7 separate regions of the Homo sapiens genome follow, and regions 1, 2, 3, 4, 5 and 7 are each linked to region 6. A link is a loop called in an ENCODE intact Hi-C map of the cell type or tissue named here. Cell type or tissue: IMR-90. All regions are shown on one strand.

What was found. Peaks named below come from ENCODE experiments on the same cell type or tissue, not always from the same donor. Only the 100,000 strongest peaks of a DNase experiment are listed, where the experiment ranks them.
Region 1: it touches region 6 in a loop (7-fold over the local background); 2 of 110 quality-filtered maps call a loop at or near these places.
Region 2: it touches region 6 in a loop (5-fold over the local background); 9 of 110 quality-filtered maps call a loop at or near these places.
Region 3: it touches region 6 in a loop (8-fold over the local background); 12 of 110 quality-filtered maps call a loop at or near these places.
Region 4: a loop joins it to region 6, with 5 times the contacts of the local background. A loop is called at or near these places in 2 of 110 quality-filtered maps.
Region 5: a loop joins it to region 6, with 5 times the contacts of the local background. A loop is called at or near these places in 13 of 110 quality-filtered maps.
Region 7: it touches region 6 in a loop (5-fold over the local background); 12 of 110 quality-filtered maps call a loop at or near these places.

Annotation. Positions count from the first base shown.
Region 1 is chr11:29,118,125-29,122,124 of GRCh38, reverse strand. No RefSeq gene overlaps it. Among named protein-coding and RNA genes, the nearest start is that of LINC02742, 220 kb to the right of the region's middle. In IMR-90, no CTCF peak of the experiment used is centred here; DNase peaks (open chromatin) are centred at 1,964 and 2,874; H3K4me3 peaks cover 326 bases; H3K27ac peaks cover 3,431 bases.
Region 2 is chr11:29,172,050-29,176,049 of GRCh38, reverse strand. No RefSeq gene overlaps it. Among named protein-coding and RNA genes, the nearest start is that of LINC02742, 270 kb to the right of the region's middle. In IMR-90, no CTCF peak of the experiment used is centred here; a DNase peak (open chromatin) is centred at 2,199; H3K27ac peaks cover 3,527 bases.
Region 3 is chr11:28,527,707-28,531,706 of GRCh38, reverse strand. It overlaps a transcript of METTL15 not described here. Among named protein-coding and RNA genes, the nearest start is that of LINC02758, 9.2 kb to the left of the region's middle. In IMR-90, a CTCF peak has its summit at 1,931 (motif pointing right); DNase peaks (open chromatin) are centred at 1,936 and 2,466; H3K27ac peaks cover 718 bases.
Region 4 is chr11:28,960,877-28,964,876 of GRCh38, reverse strand. The region is part of intron 1 of LINC02742 (long intergenic non-protein coding RNA 2742); the gene reads right to left. Among named protein-coding and RNA genes, the nearest start is that of LINC02742, 61 kb to the right of the region's middle. In IMR-90, no CTCF peak of the experiment used is centred here; a DNase peak (open chromatin) is centred at 1,526; H3K27ac peaks cover 1,737 bases.
Region 5 is chr11:27,497,464-27,501,463 of GRCh38, reverse strand. LIN7C (lin-7 cell polarity scaffold C) reads left to right here. Exons shown (of 5, transcript NM_018362.4): 4 at 1,896-2,105; 5 at 2,660-4,000. The coding sequence ends at 2,815. Among named protein-coding and RNA genes, the nearest start is that of LIN7C, 7.3 kb to the left of the region's middle. In IMR-90, a CTCF peak has its summit at 2,175 (motif pointing right); a DNase peak (open chromatin) is centred at 2,153.
Region 6 is chr11:29,327,079-29,331,078 of GRCh38, reverse strand. No RefSeq gene overlaps it. Among named protein-coding and RNA genes, the nearest start is that of LINC02755, 270 kb to the left of the region's middle. In IMR-90, a CTCF peak has its summit at 1,933 (motif pointing right); a DNase peak (open chromatin) is centred at 1,848; H3K27ac peaks cover 3,559 bases.
Region 7 is chr11:28,695,836-28,699,835 of GRCh38, reverse strand. No RefSeq gene overlaps it. Among named protein-coding and RNA genes, the nearest start is that of LINC02758, 160 kb to the right of the region's middle. In IMR-90, CTCF peaks have their summits at 1,215 (motif pointing left) and 1,715 (motif pointing right); a DNase peak (open chromatin) is centred at 1,735; H3K27ac peaks cover 335 bases.

The DNA of each region.
Region 1 (4,000 bases), 210 kb after region 6:
TCTCATCACAAAAGTACAATTAAGGTCCCTGCTGGGAAAACCTCAGTCTAGATGAGATAATGTGGTGCCCATTCTCTCCTTTTTATAGCCACTGCAACAGTCTACTTTAAATGCTGTTGAATAAGTGAAATTATTATGTGTATAAAGTCACTAACCCATAGCAAGCATCAAAAATGCCTTCTCTGCTGGCATGGATATTAGACTGTAGATCTGATGGCAAGGATCTTAAACTTTAGCTGCAAACATCTGAAACTTCAGCAATTTATTAAATGTTCATGCTACTGTGCAAGTTAATTATTATTATTTTCATTGTACAGATGTTGGAATTTAGGCACAGAGAGGTTAAAAACATTCTGCCTGGTCTCAAAGCTAGTAAGCAATTGACCAAGAATTCAAGTTAGGGTCTATCCAGCACAAATGTCACCACCTCTTGCTTAATTGTAAAGCTCCATCTTTAAGTTAAGAAGGTGATATAATTAAACTTTCAAAACAGGTACCATTGGGTAGAAGAAAACACTTGTGTTGCCAAGGGTTTAGAGACTCAGTGTCTCCCCTTATCATGGTCCCATGGTTCAACCTCTAAGTCGGAATGGAACTAGGATCTTTCTCTTGATTTTAGAGCAGGTTTTCTCAACTTCCACACGATTGACTTTCAGATGGATAATTCGTTGTTGTGAGAGGGCTGTCCTGTGCATTGTAGAAAGCTTAAAAGCAATCCTGTATGTCTAAGGAATATTTGTACTCTCAAGTTTATTGCAGCATTATTTATAATTCTCAAGATGTGGAATTAATCTAAGTGCCCATCAACCATGAATAGATGAAAAAAATGATATATATATATATATATATCACATTTATATATATACACACACACAATGAAATAATATGCAGTCTTAAAAAATAAGGAAATCCTGTCATTTGTGACAACATGGATGAAAATGTAGGACATTATGCTAAGTGAAATAAGCCAAGGACAGCAAAACAAGTATTGCCTTATCTCACATTTCTGCAATCTAGAGTTGAAACTCGTAGAAGCAGAGAGTAGAATGATGGTTACCAGGGGCTGGGGGTCAGGAGTGGAGGTTGGGGGTTGGGGAGATGTTGGTAAAAGGATACGAAATTCTAGTTAGAAAGGAGGATCGGTTCAGAAGATCTATTGTACAACATGGTGACTATGGTTAATAACAATGCATTATATACTTCAAAATTGCCAAAAGAGTGGATTTTAAATGTTCTCGCTACACAAAAATAATAAGTGTGTGAGGTAGTAGATATGTTCCTTAGCTCGACTTAGCCATTCCAAAATGTATACATACATCAAAACATCATGTTGTATACCATAAATATATATAATTCTTATAAATATATAGAGATAACTAAATAAATTTAAAAAGCATCCCTGGCCTCTATCTATTAGGTGTAAGTAGTACCCAACCAGCACCCACTTTACTTGTTACCATTAGTGACAAATAAAAATGTTTACAGACTTTGCCAAGTGCCCCTTAGGGTTCCTTGGTTGAGAATCACTGGTTTAGATATACAGCCTTCTCATTCTTAGCATTAGTATACAGCCTGAGTTCCTGTGTTTATGACTCCTCTTCCTGGAAACTGCATTTGCTTGTCTTCCAAACCCTCATTTACACCATTTCTGCCCCATCCAGTCATCCAATTCACCCTGCCTTAGAACGACCCCACTGCACGGGCTCCGCCAAAGGATCCAAACCCCTTCTCTGAGCTGATATCCGAAACCTGTCCCTGATCTGGAGACCGAGGCAGTGAAAAGCCAGCTTCTGTGATTGTGTATCATTTGGGTAGAAAAAGTCCTCATAAATCACCGGATTGTTTTGTGGGCCTTCGAGGGTGCTACTGGGAATGGCAGGGAGTGTGACTCATTCTGCTGTACTGCAGTAATATTAAAGAAAATAAATAACGGAACTGAGAAGGCATTAAGTGAGGAAATGAGGCACGGATGCGTGAGGCAGAGGTGATCCTACTGCACTGCATGTACGTGGATATTACCCAATTACTTGGGAAGCAGAACTTAGGAAGAGAACTGTGGAATCAGTTTTCTGAATGAACTGCAGAGTATACACTCAGATTGTACTGAATTCCCCAGGCAAGACTTTTCCTCTGAGCTCCCTTTCTGAATAATAAGGAAGTACATGCAATTGGGTTGTCATGGTTTGTTCTCTGTCTTAAGTACTACTGGTAATAATCATGCCTTATGTTTGTTCAGTGTTTCCTGGTTTACAGAACACATTCCCATATATTATGTCATTTCACTAACAAAGCAATCCTCTAGACAGGAGGAATCCAGCCAGGAGGAAAACAGTGTTCTAGAAGGGGTGTTTTGACAGGTTTGAGACAGCAGAGCATACTTGTGAGAGCACAGGATCTGGAATCTGAAGATTTGGGTAAGAATAACAGCTCAAAACAGCTCTGGTATCTTGACCATTAAACTGTCAAACTTTAGTGTTTCTTCTGTGGAGATAATAGCACTGCTACGAGGTATTCAATGAAATCAGACCTATAAATACTGAATACTGTACCCACCTCACCCTAGGAAACAGGCTCTTAAAAACAGTGGTGGAAGCAATCTTTAACTCAGGATAATCTGTAGATTACAAAAGTATAATAGCATATTTTATTGCATAGTAGTCAAGTATAAATGAAGACTTTAGAGTCAGGTGACCAGGGTTTGAATCTCAGCTCTGCTTCTTGTAACTGTGTCACTTGAAACAAGTTTCTCAGCCTCCCTGTGTCTTGGTTTCCTTATCCATAAAATAGGTGCTTTGGAGATTAAACAGGCTATTATATAAAAAGTTTTTATAACTGCAGTGTTTCTCTGCTTTGAGTCATCTATATAACAGTCATCCCGTATCCACAGGGGATATGTTGCAAGACCCCCCTGGATGCCTGAAACTGCAGATAGTAATAAGCCTATATATACCATATTTTTAAATGCATACATACCTATGATAAAGTTTAATTTATAAATTAGGCACAATGAGAGTTTAACAACAATAGCTAATAAAAAGAACAATTATAACAACATACTATAATAAAAGTTATGTGAAAATCAATACCTCTCTCTCTCTCTCAACCCAAATATCTTATTGTACTTATTTTTGGACCATGGTTGACCATGGGTAACTAAAACCAAGACAGTAAAACTGCTGATAAAGGGGGAGTACTGTACTTGGTAACTGTGATTACTCAGAGTTGACTTTAAGTACAGCATTATTCAAGGTGAACAACACTGGATTCTGTGACAGATGAAGTCCCAAATATAGTGGCTTCACACACTCATCTCTTTTCCTCCCTCTCTTCTTCCCTTCGTCCCTCCTTCCCTCCTTCCCTCCCTTCCTTCCCTTCCTTCCTTCCTTCCTTCCTTCCTTCCTTCCTCCTTCCATCCTTCCTTCCTTCTTTCCTTCCTTCCTTCTTTTTGACAGGCTCTCACTCACTCAGGCTGGAGTGCAGTGGCATGATCATGGGTCACTGCAGCCTCGACCTGCTGGACTCAAGCAATTCTCCCACCTCAGCCTCCCAAAGTGCTGGGATTACAGGTGTGAGCCACTGAGTCCAGCCACAATCCTATTTCTTGCTCATGTCATATTCCAAGGCAGGTTGTTGGTGTGTGTGTGTGTGTGTGTGTTGGGGTTTACTCCATGCAGAAACTCAGAGACCAAAACTCCTGCTCCTAGCATGCTATGTCTCTACCCTCCCCTAGGTCCTCAGATTTATCTCTTTGACAGATGAGGAAACCATGATTGGGTATGGGGATTCCCAAGGGTCAAGCCTAGAAGTTGAATATATTGCTTTTGTTCTCATTCCACTGTCCAGAACACAATCATATGGCCACAATTCACTCATGAGATCCTGAGAAATATAGTCTGACCATGTGCTCAACAAAAGGAGAGTTCATATATTAGAGAAAGCTATCAATCTAGCAAGTCTTGAGTTCAGGGAGTCTGTGCTTCCCAACAGCAGGCCTTGTAAA
Region 2 (4,000 bases), 160 kb after region 6:
TAGTTCTAACAAGGAACTTCTAGTTAAAGGATGGGTTCCATATACTAAGGAATCCAGGTCCGAAGCAAATCAGCAAAACAGGTTCATACGGGTAAAAACCATGGAACAAGACCATTTATAAGTATTGAAGTATGGCTTAGAGCTCAGAAGTGAGGTGATATCCCAACTTTCATATTTGAGTAGAAGATTTGCTCTAGATAAAGATAACTGATGCAGAATTGTCATTACTACTGCTGTTCAGGAATTAGGTTTACTCTTTCCAAAATCCCTAAGAGAGTTGCCATCCATCTCCACTTGACTGATGAAAAAGCCATAACTCAGTATGGACAAGTAAATTACTCAAAACAAAGCAAGCAGTGAGTTCCAAGTCTGATAGCCAAACTCAAATTTATCTGAGTTTAAAAGAATGGACTGAACCAAGGTACACTGTACTACTGACGAAAAATAAATAAAAAGTAAAAAACAAAAACTTCGGCTTCAGTTGAGATTGGTTCTGACAACAGATGGCAAGTTTAAAGCTGCATCTTATGATCAAACAGCTCTTGCTGTGGGAAACCTGATCCTAAAAGCCTGATATGGACGACAGTTTGTTGTCTAACACAAAGGGCTTTAAAATCAAGCAGCAACATCTTCTTGTTCAGACCATCAGTAGTAGTTTTCATAATTTCCTCTCTGTGACCATTGTTAAGGACCTCTGGAATCTCATGGAATCTATTGGAATTGTATTTGTATATTCTGTAGTTTGTACTATCATCATGGTCACTGTATTTCTCACCACAATATTTCATAAAGGAATTGTCCTGACTTAATGTTTAGGGAAGATTTAATGATTGGTATCATCCACTAGATTGCTTCCTTTTCAACATATTATAAATTGTTTGTTGATATCTGTATTGTCAAGGGCGTATTGTAGTTAGTGTTGCTGGGGTTTCTATGCCTTATTTGGAGTATCACTAGAAATATTTCCCTCCCCATCTCACTGTAATTAATATTACATGGCATATTTGGCTCTTCTGTATACATTCAGATGCATGTGCAGATGTCCAGAGGGAAAAGGCTCTTCTCATTGTTCCACTAGGAAATGTCAGAGAGGTGCTCAGTTCCCTTATAGATTCGAAAAGGAGTTTAAGTAGGCTTCATTCTATGAAGTCTGGGGACAGGAGAGGTCTAAAGGGAAAGAAACAGCCTTTCTTACCTCTTCTTCATAATTCTTTTTTAAAAAAACTGTGGGATTATGGAAGAGATAGTTGGGTTGAAAACCAAAACCTCACACTTGTTAAGCAGAAAACTTTTGATAAATATTAAGAATAAATTATCTGCAAATATTATGTAACAATACTTCTGTTCCATGGGAATATTCATTTGCTATATTTACTCTTCTATTTTCTGTCTCTCTTTTTTCAGATGTGTAATTCTCAGTCTACCTGACATGTCCTTGAAGAAGTCCCAAGAAAATAAAATTATTGTAATTTAAATAAGCCCCACCATAAAGAACCTTTCCTTCAACAGCTCTCCCAAACTCTTGCTATCCTTCTGGTAGCCTGAAAGACTTAAACACATATAACAAAACACTTAACTTTCCATCTCAGGGGAATACCTACATAATGGAGAATCTATTTGAACAGGCCAACTGAAGAGCAATTAAAATAAAAACATAAAAAACCTACTTTCTAAATGGTATATGAATGGAGGTAAGATGGTACTTCCCAGCAAATGAATAATTTTACAGAGTAATTGAGTCCTTGTTTATTTCTTTTAGGAAAATATGTTTTCTGCATTTAAAAACATATTGAAGATAGCTGTCCTCAGTGGTATCCAGCATTAGCAGTTAAACAATTTACAGGAGATAAATTTTCTACTTTGACTGCATAGAATAGTAAATTAGTGAAGACCTCTTGAAATTATTGAGACTGTCATACAGTTAGAAATTCACTGAATGCTATTTATGTGTCTTTGTAGCTTGAAAATTTAATGAGGCTGAAATCTGAAGAATAAAAATATTTCCACTACAAAAATGAAAAAAGTGTTTGAATGAAATCTAGTTTCATTGCATGCCTAAGATCTCAAGACCCAAACAACATTTTTCTTCCATAAGATCACATGGAGTGAAAATGAGTCAACATTCAATAGGATCTTTGTTTAAAAGACATCAAAGGAATGCTGACAATCTCACCATTTCACTCCTCTTCTTATCATCTGTGTAGACATAATATGCTCGATTTTCAGGAAGCCTAGAGCATCTTATACATTTTTGGTACTCCTTATGGAATGTGGATTGTGTAGTTATTGGCCCTGAATGTATAAACTATGAATTAAGTGTCACTTGAATGGAAAATTATTTGAAGAAAGTACACCATGATTCACTTCTAATGAATGCTTTTATATGTCTCTGCAAATGTATTCACCCAAAGAAGTTTTCATAGAAGCAGGCCAAGAAACTATTCTTTCTTGTGATATTTTATCTAGCAATTTTTAAAGTAAAATAATTCCCTAAAGCTAAGAAGTTTTCTTTTATTATCAAATAGCACACATAGAAATTTCCTGTGTCTGGTTAAAATCTTACCAGATAACCAATTGAAATTAAAATATTTTCTAACCCACAAAAGCATATATTCCACAAAGACTGAGAACACTTGATAGATACACAAAAACATGAACTAAATGCTTTGATAGTCAACCTACCAGAGGCAACTAATACAGACCTTACATCCTTTTAAAAAGTGAATGTTACCCAATATTTATACGAGTAAACTTTTGCACTCTGACTTCTTGGGGTTTTGTTTTGGTTCAAATTTTCTGTGTTTTCTTATAAAGACCTATGGAACTTTAGTCTTTATAATAAAAACTAAAAAAAAAAAAACACCAAATAAAAATAACTGCACATCCTTGATTCTTAGTATCTGGGACTCAGTTCAGTTGGCTGATGATTATGTGTTTGATAAAGACTTATGAATCTTGTGTATAATAAAAATAATTTAAAAAACAACAAAAATAATCTGCAAATGTGTGGTTTCTAGTATTTAAGACTCAGTTCACTGTTCTTCGCTGATCATTATGTAACATTATCAGAGACAGATTTTTGTGCTGTGCCCGATTGCAGAAGACCTTCCCTGCTAATTAGAAAAGTGAGGTCTAATCCAAAAGACAAAGATCCAGTAGCAAATATTGTCCAAAGGGTGATAAAATCATCCTTGTTTTACGGAGTAAAAATTTGTGACAATTTAGAAAACTGAATTGCACCCAGAGCATTTGGTTGTAGTTGCAGTTTTTCAAGTGATAGATGATGAGGGATGGGATTTAACACATTGGCCATTGAGATAGATATGGGAAATGGATCTTAAAAAATCTCTAGATATAACTGATACTCTATATATGGTTTAAATAGAAAGAATGGGATATAGAGGGGGTTAGTATAAAAAATGACATCAAATGCCCTGGCTGCGGAAGCAGAGCCAATGATTTTAAGAGAACAAGGGAGGTAGAGAAAGATTAGAAGGAGATGAGAAGTTCTGTTTTAGAAGTGCCCAATTTCAGGTACCTATAATTAAAGATGGTTACATCAAACAGGCTATTAGAGCTCTAAATTGTGTAAAAGAAAGTCTGGACTATAGTAAGAACTATTTCATTTCTCTTTTCCCGATTTTTCCCTTTGAAAGTTTATAGGACAACTTTAGGAGATGACTCCAATATCCGTGGAACTGAAGGTGAACTTAGGGCTGCAGTGGCTCTAATGATGCCTTATGGTCACTATTATTCCTTTAATTAGACTAATTGAAGGTTACACATTCAAGTCCGTCTTGCTCTGTCCTTCCTTTGGATTTAAAAAGCTTTGAATGCTCTCTGATCATATATCCTCTACCAATATTGAAAGACAGGTGCACCTTAACTGTAGAGGCCAAAGAAAGATTTGAATATCCTATTACCTTGAGTCCCAAAAATGCAGCTACTTCCTTTTATACCATTATTTTCAAAGCCTGAAATTGAAAATGCTTTAATTTCA
Region 3 (4,000 bases), 800 kb after region 6:
TGAAATATTACTACTACCATTTTTCAAGTGTTCACAATATGTCATGTATTTTAATAAGCATTTAATCAATACCATCTAACTTAGTGTACTCAACTTTACGGTGAGGTAGGCATTATTATTTTCAGAAAAGGAAACAGGATCGGAGAGATTCAGTGACTTGCTGAAAGTCACACAGAAAGTATCTGAAGCAATATTCAAATAAAGATATTCCTGATTCACAAATCTGTTCTCCTTTCACTGTCCTAAACTTCTGATTTTCACATGGCTCAGTGGTTTGGAGTGGTCTTGAATATACTAAACCTAGGCACGTGAGTTCCTTAAGTTCAAGGATATGAGGATGATTGGCAGAAATTAGAGCTATCAAGGATTTTATCAACATTGGTTGAACTAATAAAAGCATGATACAAGGAAAAGATAGTGTAGAAAATATAATCAGACTCTCCTCTTGTTTTCTAGGTCCATGGGAGCTGGGATGGATGGTGGTTTTTGTCATCATTTTAGAGTATAGCAGTGATAGCATCAGATTATATAGTAATCAATTGCTTTATAAAATCAGAAATTTCTTGAAGAGATAGCTTCAGATAATCCTTTTCTGCTTGAAGCAAACACCACAGTTGAATGAAAAGTACAAATGCAGTTAGAAAGCAGCAATTTCAGTTGTGAATTTGCCATTTAGTATGTAAAACAGGGAAATAAATAAACAGCTAAAAAAAAACTAGAATTATAGGACTAGTTCTATAAGTTGCTTAAACCCCCTTAGACTTCATATTCCTTCCCTGTCAAGAAGTAGTACAGATATCTATTTTATCTACTTTACAGAGTTTTTAAGAGAGACATATTAAGTTTTGAAACATTGTAGATAGACTGTATTAAACAATTTTTGCTAGAAATAATTTCTTCAGTTGGGGCCTATTTTTAAAATAACTTTTGAGTTTTTCTTTCATTATTACAAAAATAATATATCTTCATGGTCCAAACTATGAAAATTACAGAAAAAAAAATTCTAAATCTCTTATTTAGTGGCATTCTAGAGCTGCCCTGTAGCAGTTTCTGAAAGTCAATTGTGCGCATGTCTTTAGAATGGTATGTTCAGTGACGTTATGTTGGTAGCTTTAAATCAACCATGATGATATTATTTACACCATGGAAATTGGCAGATATTACCAAGCAGGGCTTTCTTTTTTGGAAACAGTTGTTATACATTTATCAGCACACCGCTGCCCATAATTCTAGAGCTTTGCCAATTTGGTAATTTAAATCAGATTGCTATCCTTTTAGTAAGTCAAAAATTGAAGGAGATTTAAAATAACCAGATACTCTGCATTCAGCCTTTAATGTGTTATTCTCCAACAGAGAAGATAGAGTCTGAATAAATGGGAAAACATGCTTTATAAGCCTTTACTGCAAAGGCCTGCATTGTTTTATGTCTTTTGCATTATTTAGGCATGTAATAGGTTATACAACCTTTGTGGTTTCTCTCTCTCTGTCTCTCTCTTTAAGAATTTTAACCACCAAATGCCAACAGGCATAGATCTTTAGAGGCTTTGCCTGTGCTTATGTTGTTTCATTAATGTCTCCTTCTTAATGATAGCATTTCTAATCTTTGCATAGATGGCCAAGAAGTAGAGTTATTGGCCTTCCCCTTAGACATTTGAGTTCCTCTTCAGCTTCCCAATTATGTATAGCTCCAAGACTCTACTTTGGTAGCAAATAGGACCAGGAGTACCCACCCCAGCTTGCCTTTTATCCCCATATTTTATGGAGCTATTTTCTGCTGTCACAACCCTTGAACATCAGAAACTAATTTTTTATGGATTTCAGAAGTTCAATGAGGACATTTGAAACATAAGATTTATTTTCTACATACTTACCCATGTTCAGTCAATATACACAAAAATTTAAATGACATTTTGTCCACCAGAGGGCACTCATATTGTTCCAAGTATAGAGCTAAGGATTATGGCAATTGGAGGAGTTGGAGAAATGAAAGAACCCCCAGGACTAATCAAGTCTTCACTAAACGCCAAACAGAGCAATACAAATCAATTTTTTATTTCATTTTATTTCCACTCCTCCCATATTCCTACCCCCGCCCCCCACCCCCTGCTATGTACACCAAAATAATCTGGACAAGTGTATTCCTCAATTCACGAAAGAAGTAGGGGGAAAAGGGAGAGATCAGGGTGAATTTCTGCGTTCCACATTTTCAAGTACCAGCTTTGCAAAAGGGCATATTTTTTCTTTAAAAAGTGGGTGTATGGAGAGTATGGAAGAATAACAAGAAATTGATTTTCATAAAGTTACATCCTTTGTGCTTTAAAATGATACATCTCAAGTTGTTTTCCAGTATGAAGCTGATGAACTGCATGCTTCAGATGACAGAGCTTCTGCCCTTCTCTTGGAACTTGACACTTCTTAAGCACTAGAAAAACCAGAGGCTGACACAAGGCTGCGGTCTAGTGTGTTGACAGCCTCAGCCACAAGTTATTCTGACTTCTCACAAAAGCAAAATAAACTTGTGATTTCTGAGACATGTCGTATACCTCATTAGTGGTTTCAACTAAGTGCTGTTTATTGATCTTAAAGTCTTTCTCTTCTCAACGTAAGCAGATTTCCACCTATGTCTTCATCCTTCCTGAACATTTTAGGATTATGAACCCACTCCATTCATGGACCCTAGAAATTGCTAAATTTAAGCCATTACACCTGAGGTAAGGATTCTACCTCATTCCAGTTATATTACTATTACATGTCAAACATTTGCCTCATGCCATTTTGTTTCTCTACAGGGCCATTTTTGTTCATAAATTTCAAAATTAGACAGATTAAAAGATGCATTACAATATTTCTGCTTCAGAATGGCTCACCAATTAAAAGTCTCAGCATTTCCTCTATTTTAAAGAGTGCTCAGTTAAGCCAACATAGAATGATCTGAAATCTAGCTTTCAATATTTAGTATCTATGCGATACAAACACACATACCACAAATAAGGAAAAAATAAGGTTTTTGTCCATTTGGAAAATCGTGGCAAAGTAATTATCAGAGAATGACTAATAAACATTCATAAGCCTGATCTTTACAACATGGCCCAAAGTGCCAGGTACTGTAAAGCTTTGAAAAAATTGGACCGTTGGCACTGCAAAGACCAAAAGCAAAATTGGCCTGCCTTCCCCAATTCACATCTGGGTTCAGTTTGTTCTCAGTAAGAAGAGCTTAACCAATCACGCTGACTTAGTCTCGGTTCAGATGGGAAAGCAGCAATGTTATATGAAAGGAGTAGGAAGAGGTGACTGTTCCTTTAAGTCCTCCCCTGAGGGAGAAATGCTGTTTTATTATGTTTGGACAGTCCTTACATAATTGCTTAGTATTAGGGAATCAGCTGGTTCGTTGCTGAGTGGTGCCTATTGGGCTTAGATAGTCCCTTTTTGAAGTATGCAGTTTACTGGTCAGAAGCCTTCAAAAATAAAGTACATTATTACAAGGGCTTTGCACTGGGTAAGATTAAGCTGAAAAGAATTAACTTTCTTTCCAATACATGAGAAAAGATGCAGAAAGAATTTCATAACTCAGGTTTAACATGGGAAATATAGTTGATATAAAAGTTATTATATAATATAGGCAGAGAATGGGAAATAGGTACAAAATTAAGAAAAATGTAAAATAATCATGATTTACACTGAGTCATTTTTTTACAAATTCTTCCCATGCATGCCACAGTTGGCAATTACTTTGAGAGTCAGAATTTTTATGGGTATATCACCTTCAAGTTTGAAAATATTTATTCCAGACAAGGAATTATGAAATAATGCCAGACCTGGAATTATCATAAGACAAAGTGTCACTTCACTGATGAGATAAAAACGCTAAGAAGGTCTCTATTAAATAACAGTAATGTTAGTAAGAAAAATGGTAGCATATTTCCTATCTGTTGCCTTGTTTTTAATCCTCTCAGTCCTAGTTAGCACCTACTTCTTTTGTCAGATCTTCGTTCAATTATCA
Region 4 (4,000 bases), 370 kb after region 6:
GCTAAATATATGACTAGACATAGTTTTATTTGCCTGTGTGTAGTCCAGTGGGGGTATAGGTGCATAAAGAGAAAAATTGTTATGGTATGAAAAATAAAATAAAATTACGCATCAGGTATTATCAGAGAACAGAAGACATACTCCAGACAGAGGTAAAAGAAGAAATTCTAAGCAGAGAAGACAGAGATGCTATTTTATTTTCTCTTTTCCAGACACTGCACTCTGCATCTTGCAAGCATGATCTCATTTAACTTCCAAATAATGTGGTGAGAAAGATGTCACTATTCTTAATTTACAGAGGAGGAACCTGAGGTTTCATAAATAAGTGAATATTGTCATATAAGTAGTAGAGCAAGGATTTGAAACCAGACCCTTTAACTCCAGAGCTCAAATGCTAATATAGTCCAACTTGCTTTATTGTAAGTGCAAGGAACAGAGCAAAATCCTCTAAGCTATGTGTAGAGAAATATATACAGTTTGATATTTCTGGAATATAAATGTGAGGCAGAGGATAGTGAAAATTGAATCCAAAGCATTAGGCAGTGATGAAAGTCACTACTTTCACATTAAGTAACTTAAAATTTGTCATTGAGGCAATAAGGACCCTTTGAAGGTGACCTCCAAGAGGAAGACGAGGACAGATTTGCATATTAGGCTGATTCCTTTGTCAGTCAGGAGGATAATGGCTTTGAGAGACAAAAAAAAAATGAAACTAGTAATATCTGTTTGGTAACTTCAGCAGTATTCAATGACAGTGATTATGAGAGAAGTTGGGGGGAGCAGAGAAGGAAGGAGGAAAATTATACGGGAAATGTTTAGGATATAAAATTGGGGATTTTCAGTGTTTAGATGGGGAAATGTGGAAAATGGAGGAGAAAGATGACAAATGCCACCCTGTTTTCTAACCTCATTGATTAGGAAGATGTCAATGCCATCAATATGATGCAGAAAGAAAAGAGGCAGGACATTGCAGTTTTGGACATACTGAGCTTGAGGAGGAAAGAAGCTGCCCAGCATGCATTACCCAGGTTTAGTTACCATGCCTCTCTATAGCTTCTTACAACTGTAGTCTTCCTCAGTGTAAATGCATAGCCATCACTATCTGCTTTCCTAAAGTATACCAACCACACATTAAAATGCTGATGAGAACATCACCAGGGAATAGCATCAAACTTACAGAAGTGCAATTTTAGTAATGCATGCTCCTTCTGTCAACATCTGCACATTTTCCAATTCCCTGTTTTCTTCACTACATCTCTTCTCCTTAATTATTTCAGAGATTACTGACAATGTTTCTCCATGTCTTCTGCTAGTTCTTACAAGCCCTTGGTCCCAAAATAGTTAACTTATGAACTTGATATTTCCTAATACCCCACAACTTGAGCCTCATTCTCTCCTTAGTGAAATATTCTCTTTTTATGTGTTTAAAGATCATTACCAATGATTAAGAACTGATTCATTTTACTTTCTTTTTTCTCATTTTTAAGCACTATGTCATCTTCCCACAGGCAATCCTACGTTTCTTCACTGTCTCAGTTGAAACATGATTGCAAAACATCTTCTTGTTTGCTTCATGCTAAGAAAATATCAAATTCTTCTAGCTTTGCTTTCTTGACATTGTTTAAGCCCTTCCCATATTTTTAATTGTATTTAACTCCTTCCAACCTTAGATTATTTATTTTTAAAATCTGATCAGTTAAAAACATTCCTTTGCATTAGACTGTGTATATCTATAATGACAAATCAATTTTGTCAAATCTCTAAATAATCTTGAACTAAATTACTTTTTTAAGACTGCCCTCCCCAGAACATATTTTTTAATACTTTATATTTTTATGATGTATTTTCATAAGGATAATATCTTCTAGTAATGTTCAATATTTTCTGCCTTGCTGTATGAATCTTCAATATATCATGACCTTCCTACTAAGAGCTGCCTATCATCAATATTTTTAATCATTTTCTCCTTGATTATCAGAATTACCCCAAGTGGCTAATTTCAATGATTTTTTTTCAAGATAATATTTATCAAACCCTCTGATTTTAGTTGAATGCTACGTTCAGCACATGCTAAAGTTCGCCATTCCTACTACCTCTCACTTCTGCGATGCTGCCTTTGCAATCCTTATTAGGAAAGCTCTGAACATACCACTTCCTGATCAGGCAGACTATAAATCACTTAACAATGCCACCTTTATGTCTTTCTTTTCACCCTGACTCCTGTGAGTATGTGTGTGTGTGCGTTGTGCCATATTACCCTTAGGTGCTCAGATTTCCAATAAGAGGTATGACACTAATACATACTTGAATTGCTGATCATGATCTCTCCCACATTTACGTCTTTTTTTTTTTTTTTTGAGACAGGGACTCATTCTGTCATCCAGGCTGGAGTGCAGTGGCACGGTCTTGGCTCACTGCAACCTCCGCCTCCTGGTTTCAAGTGATTCTTCTGCCTCAGCCTCCCAAGTAGCTGGGATTACAGGTGGCTGCCACCACACCAGACTAATTTTTGTATTTTTAGTAGAGACAGGGTTTGGCCAGGACGGTCTTGAGCTCCTGACCTCAGGTGATCCACCCTCCTCAGCCTCCCAGAGTGCTGAGATTACAGGTGTGAGCCACCATGCTGGCCCCCTGCATTTTACTTCTTTAAGAATATTTTATTTTCTATGATTATATGAGTTTTTGAACCACTCTAGAAAAATCTCCATTTGAAGAAAAACAAGAAGAAAAAAATAACCTACCATGCATTGATTTGAAATGATCCATAATTGTCAAGGCCATTCATGTGAAGTTTTATAATTCTTCCCTGTCACTGGCTTCACTGATCTTTTTTTTTCCCTAAATTTTCTACTTGTCTCCACTCTGAACATGTTATCTGATCTGCAAGCTGTCACATTGATAGCATGTTCTTGTACATGTCTTACTCAACACGTCCTACTCATACCAGGGTTGTGCAAATAGTTCATACAGCCTTGTATTTTAGTTGTTTTATCTTGCCTCTCCAGCAAAGTCTAAATTCTGAAGGGATAGACATCTGATTTTAATTTGAATACCCTTAACAACACCCAGCACATATTCCAGTTATTTTAAAAAAAATAAACAGAATGAAAAAATAAATCTGTAACAATAGCCCTAACATTTCCTATCAAACTACGAAATCAATTGTATGAGCAGTAAAAAAAATAAGAATTTGTTTCATGACAGTCACTCCCTAATTTATGTGCATTAAGTCCAGAAAACAGAATAATTGATTAAAATAACTAAATTAAACTCTAATACTGTTCTTTAAAGCACGATATTAAAGGAGAAATTTCAATGTTTCCTGTATTGAACATCAACACAAATTCAGATAAATGCAATCATGTTAACATTTTTAACATATCAACAGTGATATGGAAAATGGCATGAATCACTTACGTTAGTCAATAATTATAAATAGGAAACTGATTCCTTAAAATGTACTCTTTCAATTTTCTATTTGCATAATTAAAATTATGGAAGAAGCTCATTTGTACAATTTGTTTTCCCATGGTATGTAGTTACCATGACAATGGTTATTGTTTGAGGATGAGCAGGATATTAATATGAGTATTATTCAGTGCAGAATTATCAGAGAATGATCCTACTCAATAATAAGTCAGTGTATCTGAAAAAAAAAAGAGAATGTAACCATTCTGAGCTTTTATTAAATGAGATTTTTAAAATTACCTTTTAGGAAAGATGGAACTTGTTTTTCAAAAAGCACATTATTACTAATTTATTCAAATATCACAACACACCAGCTTAGATCAGGTGATGCACAGGCTCTGTTCCCTATAGAAGGACAATGTTTTCTGTTCATAATTACCTGCTGTGACAGTGTCACAAAAAGAACATTTCAACAGAAACTGCATCACCAAAAAGAAATTCACATTTAGAAAATTATGATTATAGGATTAGGAATGTTTTATTTGTTCTTAAATAACTCAATTCTATAGAATGAAGTATATAATATGTAGCA
Region 5 (4,000 bases), 1.8 Mb after region 6:
TCTTCATAAATTAGAAGTTTAAAATATGGAGTTATTAAATTCATAATAAACTTACTTTGAAGACTAACATGTATCTTTCAAGCTACACCAAATTTCTCAAGTACTAAGAAATAAGACATTTGTTTCTATTGCCTTTACATAAATGCTGCATGATAAATAGCTTACATAAGCTATTTTATCATGCAGTTTAGATAATGCAATAGAAATGTACTTGCATACAATATGTATCATGCAATATATAATTGTGTTGTATATGTTATATATATGATACTATATAATATTCATTATACAAAATCTAATCAGAATTTTAAGATATGAATTACTATCCTCATCTTATTGATGAGGAAGCATGAGGTGATTTGCCGCAAACCACACAAATAGCATATGATAGAGCTGGGGTACTTCCCCGAGTTGATTTTTGCTTTCTTCTTTACATTATCTGCATTTCTGTGCCATTGTTTTCCTCAAATAATTTAGGTATTGACCTCACTATTCATGATAGGGGGTTTGAACAGGGTAATATCAGCAGTCGGTGACTTAAATTAATCATCAGCAGATAGTTTTTTATGGATAGTTACTGGCTCACAAAAGGAAATGGTGGATTCTTTGTTGAATACAAATACTTAAACATGTGGATATAGTTTATCAGTGTAGAAAAGACCAGAGAAACATGGTTTTAATTGCTGAGTTGTGTGAGTTTGATAGCCTACTGAATTTCTGAGCCTTAATTCCATTATCTGAAAAATGAGGCCTTTTTCAGAGCTTCGAAGATAACGGGTATTCAGTAAATCTTGATTTCTTCAAAGATAACGGGTGTTCAGTAAATCTTGATTTCTTTCCTCCTCCCCATTTTTGTGATCCATCACAAAAAAATGGTACTAGATAATTACCCTTTAAAGCAAAGTGAAACAAAATCTCAACTTTATAATTAGTTTGGATTAGTCTAAAGTTGAGCTTTAAAGAAGATACGGCTCTGTTTCATCTTCTGTGGGGATTTTTAGTTGTGTCTAGTTAACTAAAGCAACAAAACATTCAGATTGGCTATATGTACCTCTCTTTTTCTCAATATTGAGTTATTTCTTGACATCTTAGATATTTAGTATATAGTACAAATAGTACAGAAGCCAAAATGATTACATATAAGGGCAACTCCATGTTGATTATATAGGTAGGTTGTGTCCTGCACAAAGGCTCCTGAAGGAGTTGGGAGATCCAGATCTAAAGCCCAGGGCTGCTAGCATGCTGGGGAAGGGGTTTTCCTCCTTACCATGTACAATATCAGTCTGCCCAGTAAGTCTGCTTGCCAAGCCCTGCGCATACAGGACTGCACAAAAGAGTGGGCACTGAATGGGCTAGGAATGACCTAAAAAATCATAACAAAAAATCGTAACATTTCCTGCATAACTCGAAATTATTCATTTGTCGTCTCTAAAATACCTTCTGTTTAGCTTACCTTCTCAGAATCACCAGTGAATTTGTGAGCATTCAGACGTCAAAAATACGTGCTCAAAAGTAGTTTTTAAAAAGAGACAAAAGAGGCCAGGCGCAGTGGCTCACGCCTGTAATCCCAGCACTTTGGGAGGCCAAGGCGGGCGGATCACGAGGTCAGGAGATCGAGACCATCCTGGCTAATGTGGTGAAACCCCATCTCTACTAAAAAAAAATACAAAAAAATTAGCCGGGCGTGGTGGCAGGCGCCTGTAGTCTCAGCTACTCAGGAGGCTGAGGCAGGAGAATGGCGTGAAGCCAGGAGGTGGAGCTTGCAGTGAGCCAAGATCACGCCACTGCACTCCAGCCTGTGCGACAGAGCGAGACTCCATCTCGGGGGGAAACAAAAGATGAAAGAACTGAAGTAAATAAAAGTCATATTTTTAATATGTAAAACTTTCTTTCAGGCTACTGTTGCTGCATTTGCTGCCAGTGAAGGACATTCTCATCCTCGAGTTGTTGAGCTACCAAAAACAGAAGAGGGCCTTGGATTCAATATTATGGGAGGCAAAGAACAAAACTCTCCAATCTATATATCCCGAATAATTCCAGGTGGAATTGCTGATAGACATGGGGGCCTCAAACGTGGAGATCAACTCCTCTCTGTTAATGGAGTGGTAAGGATGAATTTTATTTCTATTTGTAGTGATCTGTTGTGACCACCTGGGGGCGTATTTGAGTAATAGGAGAAACCTAAGAAACTTGTGGTTTAGAAATGCCTTGAGGGAATCCTAGGCAGTACTATTAATACAGTGATCCTTTTTTTTAAGCACTATAAGTGTATTTTGCAGTGTAAATTAGCAGTGCTTAATGTCATTTTTATGACATAAGCTCTTTATTAAAGGCAATACATTAAATTAGAAGTCTACCCTCATTTTACTCTTATAAAATGCCAATTGCTTGATCTACTGAAATAATAAGGCATATAGATTAATATGCTAATTATTTGGAACTTAAAAGCCAGCTTTTAGACTATAAACAGAATATGATGTAAGAGAGGATTTCATATAGATTAAAATGGTAAGGCAGGATTATTTCTTAGTTTTGTAATGTTGGAATAATATAACATTAAAACTTTTCTTCATTATATATATTGTAAACATTTTTGCATTTTGAGTTACTTTCAAAACTTAGATATTAGTGTATGGTTGGTTGTTTTTTTTTCCCCTAGAGTGTTGAAGGAGAACATCATGAAAAAGCTGTAGAACTGCTGAAAGCCGCACAAGGAAAGGTTAAATTAGTGGTACGATACACACCCAAAGTCTTAGAAGAAATGGAGTCGCGCTTTGAAAAAATGAGATCAGCAAAACGCAGGCAACAGACCTAATACATTTCAAAACTTGATATTTCATTTTGCGTTTTAGCTAGAGAAGTTTTCCTTGTGACTTACTAATGGCTGCAATGCCAATGATTGTAAGAAAACAAACAAATTTATCATGAAATTCTCCTTGTCATTTTATAAATGCCTATTTTAACATCATTTATGGTTCCAGAGATGCATACACTTTTTTCTGACAAGAAAAAGTAAAAGGTGATGAGGGCAATTCTGTCCTACTGTTTTTACAGGCCTTTTTCAAATGCAGATTTTGTCATAAAGTTGTTATAGATTTTTTAAAATGCTTTTTTAATATTAAAATGTACTTTTACATTCTTAATCTTTTTTTAGAAAGGAAAAGTTTTCTTCATTTAGCTGCTGATTTAAAAGTAAAGTTCTCCAATTCTTTTTTTTTGCTTACTCTATTTTTTTTAACCTGTGAAATTTCTTTACAGTTTTCCAAGAAATTAAGCATAACAGTCTCATCTACGGCAGTTCATTACACTGTCAATGTTAACATCATTGCTGCATTTTGTACTTTGAACACACACATAATATATATAACCAGTGGTAAATCATGACTCAGTACAGTGCAAGTTTTTTCACTTTTACTTAAACATAATATATAATGGATATTCATTTATACTGATTTATGAAAGTAAGTTTTTAAACACTGAAACAATCATTGCTAAAATACATATTCTTAATATTTGAGCATTGAGGCAAGAGGATGTAATTGATAGCATTACTTATTACATCCCTATTTATGTTCAACCGTACATCAAATTATAAATGCAAAACAGGTTCAGATTTCATCTTTTGTGATTTCTTTTAAATACTATTCATTTTTATTTAAATGCACAGTATTTCCCCTATATTTTAGTCCTTCCATTCCTAGAGACAAACCAGTTATTTGGTGGTGGGAAGTAGCTGAAGCAAAGAAGGAAAAGTAATACCTTTAACCTCACTAGCTTCAAGAGTAGACATTCTTACTAGCTCAATTTAAATAATTGATTTTAAATAGGAAGAAAAGAGGATATATTTAAGATACATAGAAATTATGATGTGAAGTATTCATGAGAATCTGTAGATTCCATCAAAATAAGTAGGAACTCATACTAAAATTGTTGGATTTAAAGAGGCAACTTTTGTTTATGATTCAAATATGGGAATTTGAGAAATATTTCATTTGTCCAC
Region 6 (4,000 bases):
ATAGAACTTTCCACTTTTCTGTTTTTGAGTAGTAGTTTAGATTCAAGAACTCATTTGGAGATGAAACAAAGAAATATCTAAATTAGGAAAATATTCATAGGGTTACATATTCCCATAGGTAAATTGATAAAAGCCATGACTTAGAACATCTGCAAGTTGGTGAAAATTCCTAACCTGCCTTCTCTCTGCTATATATCAACCATCTTTGAGCTATTGAAGGGGAGAATTCTGAATTAAAGGATATAGTTCAAAAGTGTTACTCAATAAATATTTGTAATTGTTTGTGATAAGTGATACATTAGTTATCAATGCCATTATCTGTTTTGTAATTGTGGAAGGGGTTGGTGGGAAGCATGACGGTGGTCCTGGGAACAGTGACAACAGCCAGGGCAATGGGGACGTGAATGTCATGCTGCTAGAAGTGCTGAAAAATGTAGCTGTGCACAGACGCTCCTCATGGAGTATGGGTGTTTTACACCATTCCCAATATCTCATGGACTGGTATTACAAAACAAATTCTGTAATCAAGAGTTATCTGGAAAAGAACAATGCACACTCTTTTATTCATATTATAACTACACTGCACCGAACCCAGTGGAATATATCAGTGAGGGGCAAACCAATAATTTTGTAGAAAATAGTAATTTGAGGCTGGAATGGAACAATCTGGATGATGAACAGAAACTTCTGAGCATCTGGTGACCATGTAAGAGGGAGCTAAAGAGTCAGCAATGATAGTAATACCCGCTTTGGTTTTCAACATGCTCTATGCTGGCTCCCAGTTTCTGCTGAGGTGGTGCCGGTATCTGCTATGGAAATTTATGAGGAAAGACAGAAGAGGTGCTGTTCTCTCACCTTCACATTAATCAAAGGAGCTCTATTTTTACCTGTCTTATACATTGAGTTTCTATGAAGGATCTCATTTGAAGAACCAGATCTATTCTAAAAAATAAAAGATTACCTGCCATAAAACCCTATTGCTCATTGAGAAGGCCAGAAAGAGTGTTTCGGCTTTGTCTTTGAGTCAGTAAAACAATAAAAGGTGAACATCCATGCCTTAATTTTCCACAGCAATAGCTTACAAAGTGCAGTCCCTCAGCCAACAACAGTATCAGTATCTCCTTGGAAGTTTTTATAAATGCAAATTCTTGAACATTACTCCAGACCTATCTAAAGCAGAAACTCCAATAAAGCCCAGCAATCTGCATTTTAACAGGTTTTTAGTTGATTCTGATGCATGTTCAAGTTTGAGAACAAGTGTCCTAGAGCTTAATTTAGTTTACCAAGTAAAAGAAATGAGGTGGTATGAATAGAAAGTCACTGTCAGTGCAGTAGTGCACTTTCTAAGGAAAACCTCTTCCAAGTATTATATCTTAGCTCCAGTCTAAATCATCATAGAGAGAATTGGTTTTCAGTTTTAGAGAAAGGAAAAAATGCCTCCAGTTCTTCTATTCCTCCAGCCCCATAAATATCAGTCAAAATAAAGCACTAGCTTAACAACTTAAAACCATTGAATAACGCTTTGAAACTCTATCTCGGCCCCAAGCTGCTTATTTGAAAATAGGTGGAGCTAATTAAGAGACAATGGTAAAGTCACTGACATGTTACAATTTGCAGTGGTTAAACGCAGTCTTGTATTTTGTTTCTAACAGATTCATTAAAATAACTGTTGCTCATAAATTCCACTCCAACTAGGTCACCAGGTGATGCACATGTAGGAACAGTGCTAGAAGAAACTGCAGTCACAGGGAATGAGGCAGGATCATAGGTTGTCAGTTTCCTTCCCAGAACCAGGGCATTTGCCATATCAGTTACCTTCCTGAAATCATGACCCATGTGGGTGAGACTATGCTAGATTACACTGGAGTTACATTTGGACTTTTCGTCAATTCTCAACCCTGGCTCTTCTCATTTCAATGATGTTATGCCACTAGATGGCTCCAGAGTGTCTACCTGCACATGAAAGTCCAGAGATTTGAAAATTTGAGTGCACTTTGTAAGCTTTCCGCAGCCATGGTCCTCTGCAATTGAATTCCACTCAACCAGAGGTGATGTCTCATTTTCTCTCCTCCGTCTTTCAAGAGTGATGGTGTCAACAGAAAACATGAATGCCGCAGACCAATAAAGCACGTGTCTTCTCCACATTCCAAACTTTAAAGTCTAGCTTTGAGCAGATGATATATGAATGCTGAAAGTGGGAATAAACATTCTGTTTTATAGCATTTCATAACTTAGGTGGTTGTGGGTTATTAGAAAATGTAACAGAACAAAATGGACCAAAGATTTCCCATGCTCAAGCCTTGCTTAATCAGAGAAGCTAAGAGGTAAGTTATTAAGCCTGACCTGCCTTTTTTATATTCTGTTCTGGTGGTGTTGGTTAGTGTGGAAACTCAATTTTTGTTTGTTTTAGTTTTTCTAAGTGTAAAAGTTGGTTTTTTTTTTTTTTTAAGTTTGTGATATGAACTCAGTTTCTTCTAGGCTTAGCTTTCATTTCTAAATTAATCCAATTTGACGACAGCTTCTAAAATGAGCAATCACGCTTACCAAACTCTCCCATTGTGATAATGAATTGTTTCTGGGATGGATACTTGAAGTAAGTGGAAAGCAACCATAGACTGAAATTACCCATCCAGAGGCCTGAGAGAACATGGATCAGGAGACAAAAAGCCTGAATCCAGAAGGAAGAAGGCTCTAGGGTTGAAAAGGCACCCCGTGTCAAAGTAGGAGCTTCACTTTGGCAAACCAAAGCCATAAAGAATTTGAAGTTTGGGGATACTAATTTTATGAATAAGCAGAGGAATTCAGTCTGCAGAAAGAAGAATGGGATGTGTACAAAGAAAATATCATATGCGAGAAAAAAATTTAGACTCAGAAAGATACACAGTATAGGTATCTGAAAAGCTTCCAGTTCCTACGTGCACTGCTTATACTTCCTTCAACCAAATGCCACATGTGGTTTTCTGAGACTTTACAGCCACTCTTTCCCCAACTTTTTACATTTTCCTTGAGCTGACTGTCAAAGATTCCCGAACAGTCCTTTGTTCTCAATGAACTAAAATTTAGAAAGCATATTTTATTGTGAGTCAACTCAAAATACTAAATTCCTTATAGTTGAGTTTATGAAATAGGGGAAACTGTCTCTGTATCTTTGGTCCCGATAGTTTTTTGGTTCTTTGTCACCACTATCTCCTGACAGAATGATGGTATTGGCCTCTGACCTGGTTCTTTGCTACTCTCCACCCTCCCATAAGAGTAACATTTTTTTTTTTTTTGAGACAAGAGTCTTACTCTGTTGCCCAGGCTGGAGTGCAGTGCCGCGATCTCGGCTCACTGCAAGCTCCGCTTCCCCGGTTCACGCCATTCTCCTGCCTCAGCCTCCCGAGTAGCTGGGACTACAGGCGCCCGCCAACACACCCGGCTAATTTTTTGTATTTTTAGTAGAGACGGGGTTTCGCCATGTTAGCCAGGATGGTCTCGATCTCCTGACCTTGTGATCCACCCACCTCGGCCTCCCAAAGTGCTGGGATTACAGGCGTGAGCCACCGTGCCTGGCCGAAGAGTACAATTTTTAAAACAGAAATCTATTTTTTCCACTCCTTGATTTAAACCATCTTTCCTATAAGAAAAAGTAAAGTAAAAGCCTTACAACGGCTTTCGGGTTTTTGGCCTGGGTCCTGTCCATCTCTCCAATCTCATCTTAGAGTCCTATTTCTTCTCTTCATTCTCTGTGCTCTAGCCACCCTGGCCTTTCAAGTTCTAGGACAGACCATTTTCTTTCCAACTTCAGAATCTTTGAACACACTCTCCCTTTTCTGTTAACTCCTTCGCCCTTCATCTTTTACTTCAAATGCTACTTCCTTAGGAAGAAATTCATAAACCCCTACAATAAAAAGACTTCATTTTAGCACCCTGTTTCCTGCATAACACTTATCTCATTTTGAAGCATTTATTCACATTCACTTGTGTCTTGTCACCTATTCTCCCACCAGACTGCAAAATC
Region 7 (4,000 bases), 630 kb after region 6:
GACTAGGGATTCTGCCTTTCACTTCTTTGAATCTCCATGATCAGAAGCTTACACAAAGTGAGGGAAAATTCTCACTAAATATTTGTGCTCTGATTTACACACTGATCTATTCACATATCAGCCAACATATGGAGGCAGATTATGCTCTGAATAGAAATACACAGGTGGTCTACCAGCGATTATGTAACAATGCCCCTAACTCATTTAAAGATCAGATTTTTGGCGACATCATCTGTCTGAAATATAGCCACAGAGCAGAACTTCATGGGGACAGGGCTGAGGGAATAGTTCTCACAAAGGCCACATGCTGTCTGCCACAGGATGAAGTGAAACAAACCTAACGTTACCACAAAGGGCTACAGGGTGTCAGAATTTCAAACATTTTTGTTTAGTATTATGTAACATAAATAAGAATATTGGTTTCCAAGATGCAGAGGTTTAGCATCAGCAAATAAGAGGTGGGAGAGGGGTGATTAGTACTGAAGAAGTGAGAATGGAGAGCTAACAGCTTATCAACAGGAGACAGAAGTAGTAAAACTACTAAACAGGGATATAAGCATCAGTAAAAATCACTCTAAAATCATCACTCAAAACAGAGGGCTTTTAGAATTGGTACAACTAGTTCTGCTCTACTCGGTAATATCTGAGAAGGTTATACCTGTGTACAGCGATTTTTAAAGTGTCTTAGGTCCTTGGAGATATGCTTCCTCTAGATCATTATATAGGTGATAAAAATGAAGATCAGAGGCTGGGCGAGGTGGCTTAAGCCTGTAATCCCAGCACTTTGGGAGGCTGAGGCGGGTGGATCACTTGAGGCCAGGAGTTCGAGACCAGCCTGGCCAACATGGTGAAACCCCATCTCTACTAAAAACACAAAAAAATATCCAGGCGTGGTGGTGCACACCTGTAATCCCAGCTACTTGGGAGGCTGAGGCATGAGAATCGCTTGAACCCAGGAAACAGAGGTTGCCGTGAGTAAAGACTGCACCACTCTGCTCTAGCCTGGACGACAGAGTGACACTTCTTCTCAAAAATAAATCAGTTAATTAATTATAATGAAGGCCAGAGATATAAGGATCTTATCCAACATCATCCTCCTAGTTACTAAGTCTCAATATATTTTGACACAAATATACCACACACTGATATACATGTTAGAGAGACACAAAAATTTAAAAGTGAAGTGCCATCTTTGCCCTCTAGGGGCTCAGGTTTGTTCACTGTGTATTTATACTCCTATACAATGCTCTGGCCAAGAGTTCAGTTTCATCATGGAGGAAGTGATGGTGCGGCGAGGAAAAAGCTACGAAGAAAAGGAAAGGGATCACAAAGCCATCAACAATCTGAATTCATGCAAAACCAATGTAATCAACAACTGTAGCATTTCACTAACACAGGTTAGTAATTCTCATTTAAAAGAAGATCAGGTTATTGGTGTTAATATATTTCATGTGTATATAGAGACCTATTGCTCCACACAAGATCATTAGGTTTTTTTCAGTGCACACAAACCACATCTTTAATAATCCACTTTGAGATTTTGCTGGGAATTAATGTGACATTATTTAATGTATACTTTCTAGAATACATTTCTCTTTCTGTAGCGAGAACTAAAACAAAATTTGAATGTGAGGGATTAATGCATACAACAAAGGGTTAAGGAGGGCACACCTCCCCTCCCCCAGTTCAAGTAGAGAGGTACTGTCACCAGATGCCAGCAGGGGGCAGCAAATAGCAGTTGAGGCTGGGAATTTAGGGAATTCGGTCTTGAATGAAGGACTGGGTAGAAATTTGGGGTACCCAGAACACTGTAGCTATTTTATTGCAGAGAGTGAGATGGAAAAAAAATAAGAAAATAAAAACTTAGAGTTTAGGGATGGGTCTCAAAGTAATAACTTTTTAGTGGCAAAATTATAACGTTTAAATTATATTTATCACACTTTATTTAAGAAGGTAGAAAAGTGTGCCCAGCATTTTAGGAACATTTTCACTAACAGCAGTTAAACTTTGTATAAAAGTTACTGAGTGACAAGTGGAACTTCCTGTAATCTAGAAAACTCACTTTTCTGGAATACACCTATTTAAGTGAGGTTTCACTGAACTATGGCTCTATAGGTTTGTAGACAAGTGTGTGTGTGCCTATGTGGTAATGGGAGGGGGAGCGATGTAGAAAGAGAGAGAAAGGGAAAAATGAAGAGATACAGAGTTACAGATGACAGAGAGAGAAAGAGAGAGAAAGGTGATGGGGTCAGGGAAGAGTGGGAGGAAGAAATCCTTTTGGGAATAACATCAAGTAAAAGAGATTATTCACCCCAAGCCTATTTTCCAAGTTTTCCCATAGTCTCCTTAAAAATAAGTCCTTCTCAAACTAAAGATATCCACACTTCCTCTGAACTCTAAGGTGAATTTCTTTTAAAAAAAAATTTATGGGACTTCATTCAGCTCCTTTCTCGGCTACATCAAGATGAATTTTAAAAAAATTTCCATTCTATAAAAAAAGCCTGCAATGATTTTTCTTTCCACTCTCCGAACTTAACAAATAGTCAAGGCTGAAAAGTTCAAGGCTAGCAGGATCTTAGCTCTCCTTGAAGAAGGAAAACCACATCAAATATTAAGAAAACAATGGTTACGTATTTTTAAAATTATTAATGTTCAAAATTCTAGATCTCCACAAAGGTAGAACACTTCCTTCCTGGTGTTGTTGAGGACCTTCTGTAAAGTCAGTTCTGCTGAGATGTTCCATGGTTAGGGTGTCAGCTATTCCAGTAAAGTGCTACTAAAAGAAAAGGACAGAGATACTAAAAAAAAATAATTTTAGGAAGGGCTGTCAATTGTGGATTTGCTGTGATAAATTGCCTTCATTTGGTTTCCTGAAATTATGAAAGCAGAAACATCTTGGTCATTAAAGATTTAGGGAGTTGTGGGAAAGGATCAGAGGTGAAAGGGAATTTGAAGTTGTTCAAAATAAATCCCCAACCTGCCCTTTCTGTTTTATCTCCTACCACTTGCCTGTGCACTCTACATCCTAACCACATTCCTCTTTCTTCCCACACTGTCACAAACCTTCCTCCCCTCTGGTTTTGCTCTTGTACCAGTATCTAATGCTGCCTCCCCCAACAGACTCCCAGGGCTCTCTCCAGAAAACCTTGGAAATTCCTATTCATGTTTCAAGAGCTAGTCTAAATGTCACTTTTTCTGGAAGAATTCCTTGATTTTATCGAGGCAGAAATAACCACAGAACTCTAAACAAACCTCTATTATTTTACCTAAAATAGGTTATTACAGTTATCTGGATATGTTGTCTCCCTGGTTAACTGTGACCAGCTTGATGTCAGGGATTTTGTCCCACAAATCTCTGTATCATCAGTATTGTAACCTGTGGTGTGGCATACAGTAGGTACTTCACAACTTTTAAAATTACCCTGTTAATTCCTTAGTCTAAGTGTATAACCATGCAAATTCTATCAACCAACAATTCTCAACCATATTGGTAAGATTGTATATTATTAATATAATAGGAATTAATACTCAGTATTTTAAGCAGATGTCATTGCATCTCTTGAGCAGCTGGATGGCTTCTCAGAAGACTCTGGTGATCTTGAAAAGTAGATGATCATATTCTATTATGTAGAAGACTGAGGTGACCATATCCAGCCAAGATAGAAAACTTTGCCATATGTGAGGAGCATCACTAGAGAAGGAGGGTGGAATAAAGATGACCTTGAATCTATACCCATCTGATAGAGGAAGCTCTTGTGTTCCTCTGCATTGCCCTCTCCCTGGGGGAATTGTCTATTTCCTTTTCCTTGCTTTACTTTCCTCTCTTTATGCCTTCAATACTTCACAACACTTGCCAGTTTGCCAATCTGTCTCCCCTCCTCGACTTAATCTAGCACATATTAAGGGCTCCAAGAATGATTGATGAAGGTCTAGATTCATGACTAGAGAAAAATCTGAGGAGACAGCACCCTCTGTATTTTCTTCCCAGCCAGGAATCTAG